Linked DNA regions of Homo sapiens: region 1 is linked to region 2. A link is an interaction called in ENCODE POLR2A ChIA-PET data of the cell type or tissue named here. Cell type or tissue: CD4-positive, alpha-beta T cell. All regions are shown on one strand.

Evidence for each region. ChIA-PET counts read pairs that join two places held together with the same protein. Peaks named below come from ENCODE experiments on the same cell type or tissue, not always from the same donor. Only the 100,000 strongest peaks of a DNase experiment are listed, where the experiment ranks them.
Region 1: POLR2A ChIA-PET joins it to region 2 with 5 read pairs; 2 of 35 experiments call an interaction of 5 or more read pairs at or near these places.

What each region holds. Positions count from the first base shown.
Region 1 is chr15:78,611,490-78,615,489 of GRCh38, reverse strand. The region is part of intron 4 of CHRNA3 (cholinergic receptor nicotinic alpha 3 subunit); the gene reads left to right. Among named protein-coding and RNA genes, the nearest start is that of CHRNA3, 7.5 kb to the left of the region's middle. In CD4-positive, alpha-beta T cell, no CTCF peak of the experiment used is centred here; no DNase peak of the experiment used is centred here.
Region 2 is chr15:78,724,577-78,728,576 of GRCh38, reverse strand. It overlaps LOC105370913 (a long non-coding RNA gene), which reads left to right. Exons shown (of 3, transcript XR_932509.2): 1 at 1-965. Among named protein-coding and RNA genes, the nearest start is that of ADAMTS7, 85 kb to the left of the region's middle. RefSeq lists enhancers at 528-1,081, 1,082-1,636. In CD4-positive, alpha-beta T cell, no CTCF peak of the experiment used is centred here; a DNase peak (open chromatin) is centred at 1,536.

The sequences.
Region 1 (4,000 bases), 110 kb after region 2:
AGGCCCAGAGTGGATGTGTGGCACAGCCAGGTCTGGGGTGGTCTCAGCCATCCACTGTGGCTTTGGGGCCACTGTGGGCAGTGGATGCAGGAGGCCGATGCTGTGATCAGGGGGCTGAGCTGGGCACCCCAGCCTGTCTCTGCCTGTGTCCCCAAACCTCTTCTCTACTCTCCCAACAGCAAACCTGCCATCAGACAGTTACCCTGCTACACGGTGTACCCTGCAGGCCTCCTCCCACTGGGAAAAGGTCTGGGCCTTGGAGAAAGGATTGATAGCCCCCCAAGTATGTGAAGCAAGGTTCCCATGTACAGAGTAGGATGAGCATTCTGGGCCCCGTGCTCCCAGCCCGTCTGGGTGGCTGCATCCAGGTCGTAGTTGAGAAGGGTGAGTCCAGGACTAAAAAGACTTCCCTGGCTCCTGCCATCGAGAGAAGCTGCTCTCGAGCCAGTCCTTCACAGTGGGCCACTTCCAGTCTCCTATGGATCCGGAATGTGCATCTTCCCGCCAGTTTTGGGAGGCCTCTCCTCTTTCTCTCTTGCAAAGGTTCTTCCTCTGCCAGACAGGTCCTGCTCATCATAGCACCTCCAAAACCCCTCCCTTTTCTCTAAGTCCACACAAAACTGATACTTCCCACATTTAAGCTCTTTCATTGGACTGACATAAATTTTAGTTGATATTTTGCAATATGCTAGTTAGTTCTCTGGGTATTGAAGAATATCATTTTTGTACCTGCATTTTAGAGTTAAAATGTTTGAATATTTAAACCTTTTACATTTACATTTAAACATTTTCAGCAAAACAGTTGATGTAGAATTAGTCTATTCTGATTTTAATGCTAAGAATACTTCTAGGTTTTTATGCCATATTAGTACAAAATAATGTTTTCTTATTAGTAGTATTGATTTTACAGTTAGTGTCAGGACTAGAGAAGCTATGTTTTATACTGAATCCCACTTTCTGGTCTCTGGCAAAAACAAAAGTGGGTCTTTACTCACTCTAAAGACAGTCCATGTTTTATTTACTGTTTTCCCAAGGAAACACAGCACTTATAAATGTTTCTTGTATGTAATTTGTATTTGTAAACTGGTCATCAAAGAACTGGGACACAATATAAACTCAACAGGCTTGCAGATTTTTTTCTTCTTGCACTGAATTGTCGTAGGAATCACATGGTTCAAATGCTCTTAAGGGAACTGGGCAGGGTGTAGAGAATTTTTGCTAAGCTACAATTAAGAAAATGAGCAAAAAGTTTAATCTTCATGTTTTGCGTTTTATAGCCATTTCCTTGCTGGCAATCTTGAGTGAACAGCTGGAGTACTGTAGGATTTATGATTTTAGCAATAATGAGAGGCGTAGCAAAATGTTGCAAATTGGCTGTGGAGAGGAGCAAATATCATAAGGAATTTCTTTGAAATCTGAAGCTGAAAATAACATTTAGAGAAAATCATCCAACTCATGTTCTCTCTCTTCTCCTAGTTAGAACTTCAATTGCTCAGGATTCACCCTCTGTTAAGGATTTCTCTTCTTTTTTTTCCCCCCACCCCGAGATGGAGTCTCACTCTGTCGCCCAGGCTGGAGTGCAGTGGCATGATCTGGGCTCACTGCAAGCTCCGCCTCCCTGGTTCACGCCATTCTCCTACCTCAGCCTCCCAAGTAGCTGGGACTACAGGCGCCCGCCACCACGCCTGGCTAATTTTTTTGTGGTTTTTTTTGGTTTTTTTTTTGTTTGTTTGCCACTGCTTTACAGTTTTTTTTTAAATTTTATTATTATTATACTTTAAGTTTTAGGGTACATGTGCACAATGTGCAGGTTTGTTACATATGTATACATGTGCCATGTTGGTGTGCTGCACCCATTAACTCGTCATTTAGCATTAGGTATATCTCCTAATGCTATCTCTCCCCCCTCCCCCCACCCCACAACAGTCCCTGGTGTGTGATGTTCCCCTTCCTGTGTCCATGTGTTCTCATTGTTCAATTCCCACCTATGAGTGATAACATGCGGTGTTTGGTTTTTTGTCCTTGCGATAGTTTGCTGAGAATGATGGTTTCCAGTTTCATCCATGTCCCTACAAAGGACATGAACTCATCATTTTTTATGGCTGCATAGTATTCCATGGTGTATATGTGCCACATTTTCTTAATCCAGTCTATCCTTGTTGGACATTTGGGTTGGTTGCAAGTCTTTGCTATTGTGAATAATGCCGCAATAAACATACGTGTGCATGTGTCTTTATAACAGCATGATTTATAGTCCTTTGGGTATATACCCAGTAATGGGATGGCTGGGTCAAATGGTATTTCTAGTTCTAGATCCCTGAGGAATCGGCACACTGACTTCCACAATGGTTGAACTAGTTTACACTCCCACCAACAGTGTAAAAGTGTTCCTATTTCTCCACATCCTCGCCAGCATCTGTTGTTTCCTGACCTTTTAATGATCGCCATTCTAACTGGTGTGAGATGGTATCTCATTGTGGTTTTGATTTGCATTTCTCTGATGGCCAGTGACGATGAGCATTTTTTCATGTGTTTTTTGGCTGCATAAATGTCTTCTTTTGAGAAGTGTCTGTTCATATCCTTCACCCACTTTTTGATGGGGTTGTTTGTTTTTTTCTTGTAAATTTGTTTGAGTTCATTGTAGATTCTGAATATTAGCCCTTTGTCAGATGAGTAGGTTGTGAAAATTTTCTCCCATTTTGTAGGTTGCCTGTTCACTCTGATGGTAGTTTCTTTTGCTGTGCAGAAGCTCTTTAGTTTAATTAGATCCCATTTGTCAATTTTGGCTTTTGTTGCCATTGCTTTTGGTGTTTTAGACATGAAGTCCTTGCCCATGCCTATGTCCTGAATGGTATTGCCTAGGTTTTCTTCGAGGGTTTTTATGGTTTTAGGTCTAACATGTTAAGTCTTTAATCCATCTTGAATTAATTTTTGTATAAGGTGTAAGGAAGGGATCCAGTTTCAGCTTTCTACATATGGCTAGCCAGTTTTCCCAGCACCATTTATTAAATAGGGAATCCTTTCCCCCATTGCTTGTTTTTGTCAGGTTTGTCAAAGATCAGATAGTTGTAGATATGTGGCGTTATTTCTGAGGGCTCTGTTCTGTTCCTTTGATCTATATCTCTGTTTTGGTACCAGTACCATGCTGTTTTGGTTACTGTAGCCTTGTACTATAGTTTGAAGTCAGGTAGTGTGATGCCTCCAGCTTTGTTCTTTTGGCTTAGGATTGACTTGGCGATGCGGGCTCTGTTTTGGTTCCATATGAACTTTAAAGTAGTTTTTTCCAATTCTGTGAAGAAAGTCATTGGTGGCTTGATGGGGATGGCATTGAATCTATAAATTACCTTGGGCAGTATGGCCATTTTCACGATATTGATTCTTCCTACCCATGAGCATGGAATGTTCTTCCATTTGTTTGTATCTTCTTTTATTTCATTGAGCAGTGGTTTGTAGTTCTCCTTGAAGAGGTCCTTCACATCCCTCTTAAGTTGGATTCCTAGGTATTTTATTCTCTTTGAAGCAATTGTGAATGGTAGTTCACTCATGATTTGGCTGTTTGTCTGTTATTGGCGTGTAAGAATGCTTGTGATTTTTGTACATTGATTTTGTATCCTGAGACTTTGCTGAAGTTGCTTATCAGCTTAAGGAGATTTTGGGCTGAGACAATGGGGTTTTCTAGATATACAATCATGTCATCTGCAAACAGGGACAATTTGACTTCCTCTTTTCCTAATTGAATCCCTTTATTTCCTTCTCCTGCCTAATTGCCCTGGCCAGAACTTCCAACACTATGTTGAATAGGAGTGGTGAGAGAGGGCATCCCTGTCTTGTGCCCGTTTTCAAAAGGAATGCTTCCAGTTTGTGCGCATTCAGTATGATATTGGCTGTGGGTTTCTCATAGACAGCTCTTATTATTTTGAGATACATCCCATCAATACCTAATTTATTGAGAGTTTTTAGCGTGAAGGGTTGTTGAATTTTGTCAAAGGCCTTTTCTGCA
Region 2 (4,000 bases):
ACCTCTTAAACTTTTATATCAATGTGTCCTCATGGCAGAAGGCAGCTTTTTTGTTAAATCTCAGAATTTATCAGAAAGAGGACAACCCAAGTCTCATTTCAGAGAGAAGTCTGGTATACTCTTAGAAACCTATGTGACTGTCTTCCCTAAGTACATTAATGCTTTTTCTCTCTCAAGGGAATCAAGGGAAATTGATGCTTCAGAAAGATCTCCCACACTTATCCTGTGGCACTCAAAGTACCCCAGATTGGGATGATAAGAGGAAGATTCAAGCTGTCAAGTTCAATTTCCCCAGATCTATTCCACAGAAGATGAGCAAATCTCACTCCAGCGACCATTGACTGAAGGGCAGTCTGGTCCCAGAACCATGAAGAATTAGAATATGAGGTGGAGAACTGAGAAAATAATGTTAAAGTCTCTCTGGAGAGTAGAAGCCTGGGAGAAAATCAAACCAAACCAAACCAAACCTGTTCTCCCATTGCCACCCAGAGATACTGTCAATGTTTTGAGCTCACGGGGGAATTGTAGGCTTTTCACGCTGTCAATGTCTATGTGAAGGGAGTAAGGCAGCCTGAAACCTCTTGCCCCTAGGTCCCATAGTCCCCATTCCCCTTCCAGCTGGAAATTTGTGCTGTGACCACAGGAACCAGAAATGGGGTGAGAATGCTTAGGGGACTGGGTTGTAAGATCAAAGGCCGGTCTTGAAGCAGTAATGACAGTTCCTGGGGGGACTGTGACATCACTACATTCCACTCCTCCTAGGGGAGGGAGGGAACAACATCAGTGTGATGGCTGAGTCACCGATTCACAATGGAGCAGGGGGATGTAGGGCTGGGACCCAGGTCCACGGAGACACCAGCCCAAAGAGCCCAGGGAGGTCGGGCTTGGGTCAGCAGGAGGGGAGAGCAGAGTCTGCAGCAGGAAGCCCGAGGAGTCACCAGCCCAAAGTCACCCAGGGATGACTGGTGAGGGTGGGGCCTGGGGCTGGGGGACCCAGGTCCTTGGAGAGGTGAGCCCAAAGAACTCAGGGAGGTCGGGCTTGGGGTGGCAGGATGTGAAGGCTGAGTATGGAGCCGGGAGCCCCAGAAGTCACTCGCCCAAAGTCACCCTGGGGTGATTGGTGAGGGCAGGGCCTGAGCTGCTTGCTGAAGGGGCGGGACTGACTGACAAGACTTTGGTTGGAGGGAGCACAGAGGTGCCAGTGTGGGGGGACCCAGCCCGGTGTGCCTAAGGGCTGGTATGGACTCTGGCAGTGGTCTTGCCATCAAAGGGGATCTGTGGCTGGGTTGGGGGGGCCATGATCTGATGCGTTTTACTTTTTTCTTGGCTGTGGCCAGTTTCCTCTGTTGAGTTTCTTCTAACATCGTGGGGTGGGGAGGGAGGCAGGGTTAGGGCCACATCAGCGAACACCTCCAGTCACCTACCAGGCAGCTGTGTGACTGAGCCAGAGGAGGTGTAACCAGGGCCACACTGTAATGCAGAATGGGGCGGGGCCTTAATGCTCCAAGCCCATTGGTCAGTGAGAAAGATGAAAGGGAAAGGAGGCGTGGCCAGGCAGCAGTGTGTCCAGAGGAACCTGTGGCATCACAAGGAAAGCTGCCCATGCAACTGCTGTCCCGCCCACTTGGGGAGAGGGGCGGGGCCTGCCTACTCCAGGAGCAGGGAGGGGCCGCCCACTCCAGGAGAGGGGAGGGGCCGGCTTTTGCTTTAAAAGCTTTAAAACTTTAAAAATAAACTTTAAAAAATATATGTGCTTATACTTTTTATATATGTGTATCAGTGTGCATATGTCTACGTGTTCCACCAGAGCTGTCTTCATTATCCAGCTTCTATGCAAGGTCTATGATTTTGGCCTACATTTTTCATCTTCAAATGAAGTACAAGAATTACCAGTGTTACTTCAATTGAGATACAACTCCTATAAAAATGGAAAATCCATAGCATGCTTGATGTTTAATGAAGTGGACTATATTATCCAACATTCCAATAAGATAATCACAATGAATTCTTTTTTTTGGAAAAAGTTTTTCTTAATTTCCTGCATTATTAAGATTTTTTTTTTTAAAAAATAAGAAACATGTCTAATATCTTTAAAAACACAAAGCTTTTGTGCCGGGTGCAGTGGCTCACTCCCGTAATCCCAGCACTTTGGGAGGCCTAGGCGGGTGGATCACCTTAGGTCAGGAGTTCAAGACCAGCCTGGCCAACATGGTGAAACCCCGTCTCTACTAAAAATACAAAAACTAGCCAGGTGTGGTCATGGGTACCTGCAATCCCAGCTACTCGGGAGACTGACGCAGGAGAATCACTTGAACCTGGAAGCCGAAGTTGCAGTGAGCCAAGGTCACACCACTGCACTGCAGCCTGGGTGACAGACTGAGACTCCATCTCAAAAAAAAAAAAAAGTAAAAAATTAATAAAAACACAAAGCTTTCAATTTAATAAGCACTCAAAGCTCTTTACTGGTTTAAAGCATATACAAGGCCTATTTTTCTAGAATCACCTGGCCTCTCTAAGCCTTGCAAATGAAACTGAATTTCTCACTTGATACTTGGCTATGACTTGCAATCATGAAAACCAAGAATTGTGTTATGTCACTGTGTATTGCTTGTTACTTGAATTCCACACTAGGCTGAGATCAAGGGTTGAATCTTACATGATTTGCTCCATAACCTGTGAGCTTCTTTTCCCACACCAAACTAAGCTTTTTTCTATTTTTTCTTTTTTTTTATTATTATTATCTTTAAGTTTTAGGGTACATGTGCACAATGTGCAGGTTAGTTACATATGTATACATGTGCCATGCTGGTGCGCTGCACCCACTAACTTGTCATCTAGCATTAGGTATATCTCCCAATGCTATTCCTCCCCCCTCCCCCCACCCCACAACAGTCCCCAGAGTGTGATGTTCCCCTTCCTGTGTCCACGTGTTCTCATTGTTCAATTCCCACCTATGAGTGAGAATATGCGGTGTTTGGTTTTTCGTTCTGGCGATAGTTTACTGAGAATGATGATTTCCAATTTCATCCTTGTCCCTACAAAGGACATGAACTCATCGTTTTTTATGGCTGCATAGTATTCCATGGTGTATATGTGCCACATTTTCTTAATCCAGTCTATCCTTGTTGGACATTTGGGTTGGTTGCAAGTCTTTGCTATTGTGAATGATGTCGCAGTAAACATACATGTGCATGTGTCTTTATAGCAGCATGATTTATAGTCCTTTGGGTATATAGCCAGTAATGGGATGGCTGGGTCAAATGGTATTTCTAGTTCTAGATCCCTGAGGAATCGCCACACTGACTTCCACAATGGTTGAACTACTTTACAGTCCCACCAACAGTGTAAAAGTGTTCCTATTTCTTCACATCCTCTCCACACCTGTTGTTTCCTGACTTTTTAATGATTGCCATTCTAACTGGTGTGAGATGGTATCTCATTGTGGTTTTGATTTGCATTTCTCTGATGGCCAGTGACGATGAGCATTTTTTCATGTGTTTTTTGGCTGCATAAATGTCTTCTTTTGAGAAGTGTCTGTTCATGTCCTTTGCCCACTTTTTGATGGGGTTGTTTGTTTTTTTCTTGTAAATTTGTTTGAGTTCATTGTAGATTCTGGATATTAGCTCTTTGTTGGATGAGTAGGTTGCAAAAATTTTCTCCCATTTTGTAGGTTGCCTGTTCACTCTGATGGTAGTTTCTTTTGCTGTGCAGAAGCTCTTTAGTTTAATTAGATCCCATTTGTCAATTTTGGCTTTTGTTGCCATTGCTTTTGGTGTTTTAGACATGAAGTCCTTGCCCATGCCTATGTCCTGAATGGTAATGCCTAGGTTTTCTTCTAGGGTTTTTATGGTTTTAGGTCTAACGTTTAAGTCTTTAATCCATCTTGAATTAATTTTTGTATAAGGTGTAAGGAAGGGATCCAGTTTCAGCTTTCTACATATGGCTAGCCAGTTTTCCCAGCACCATTTATTAAATAGGGAATCCTTTCCCCATTGCTTGT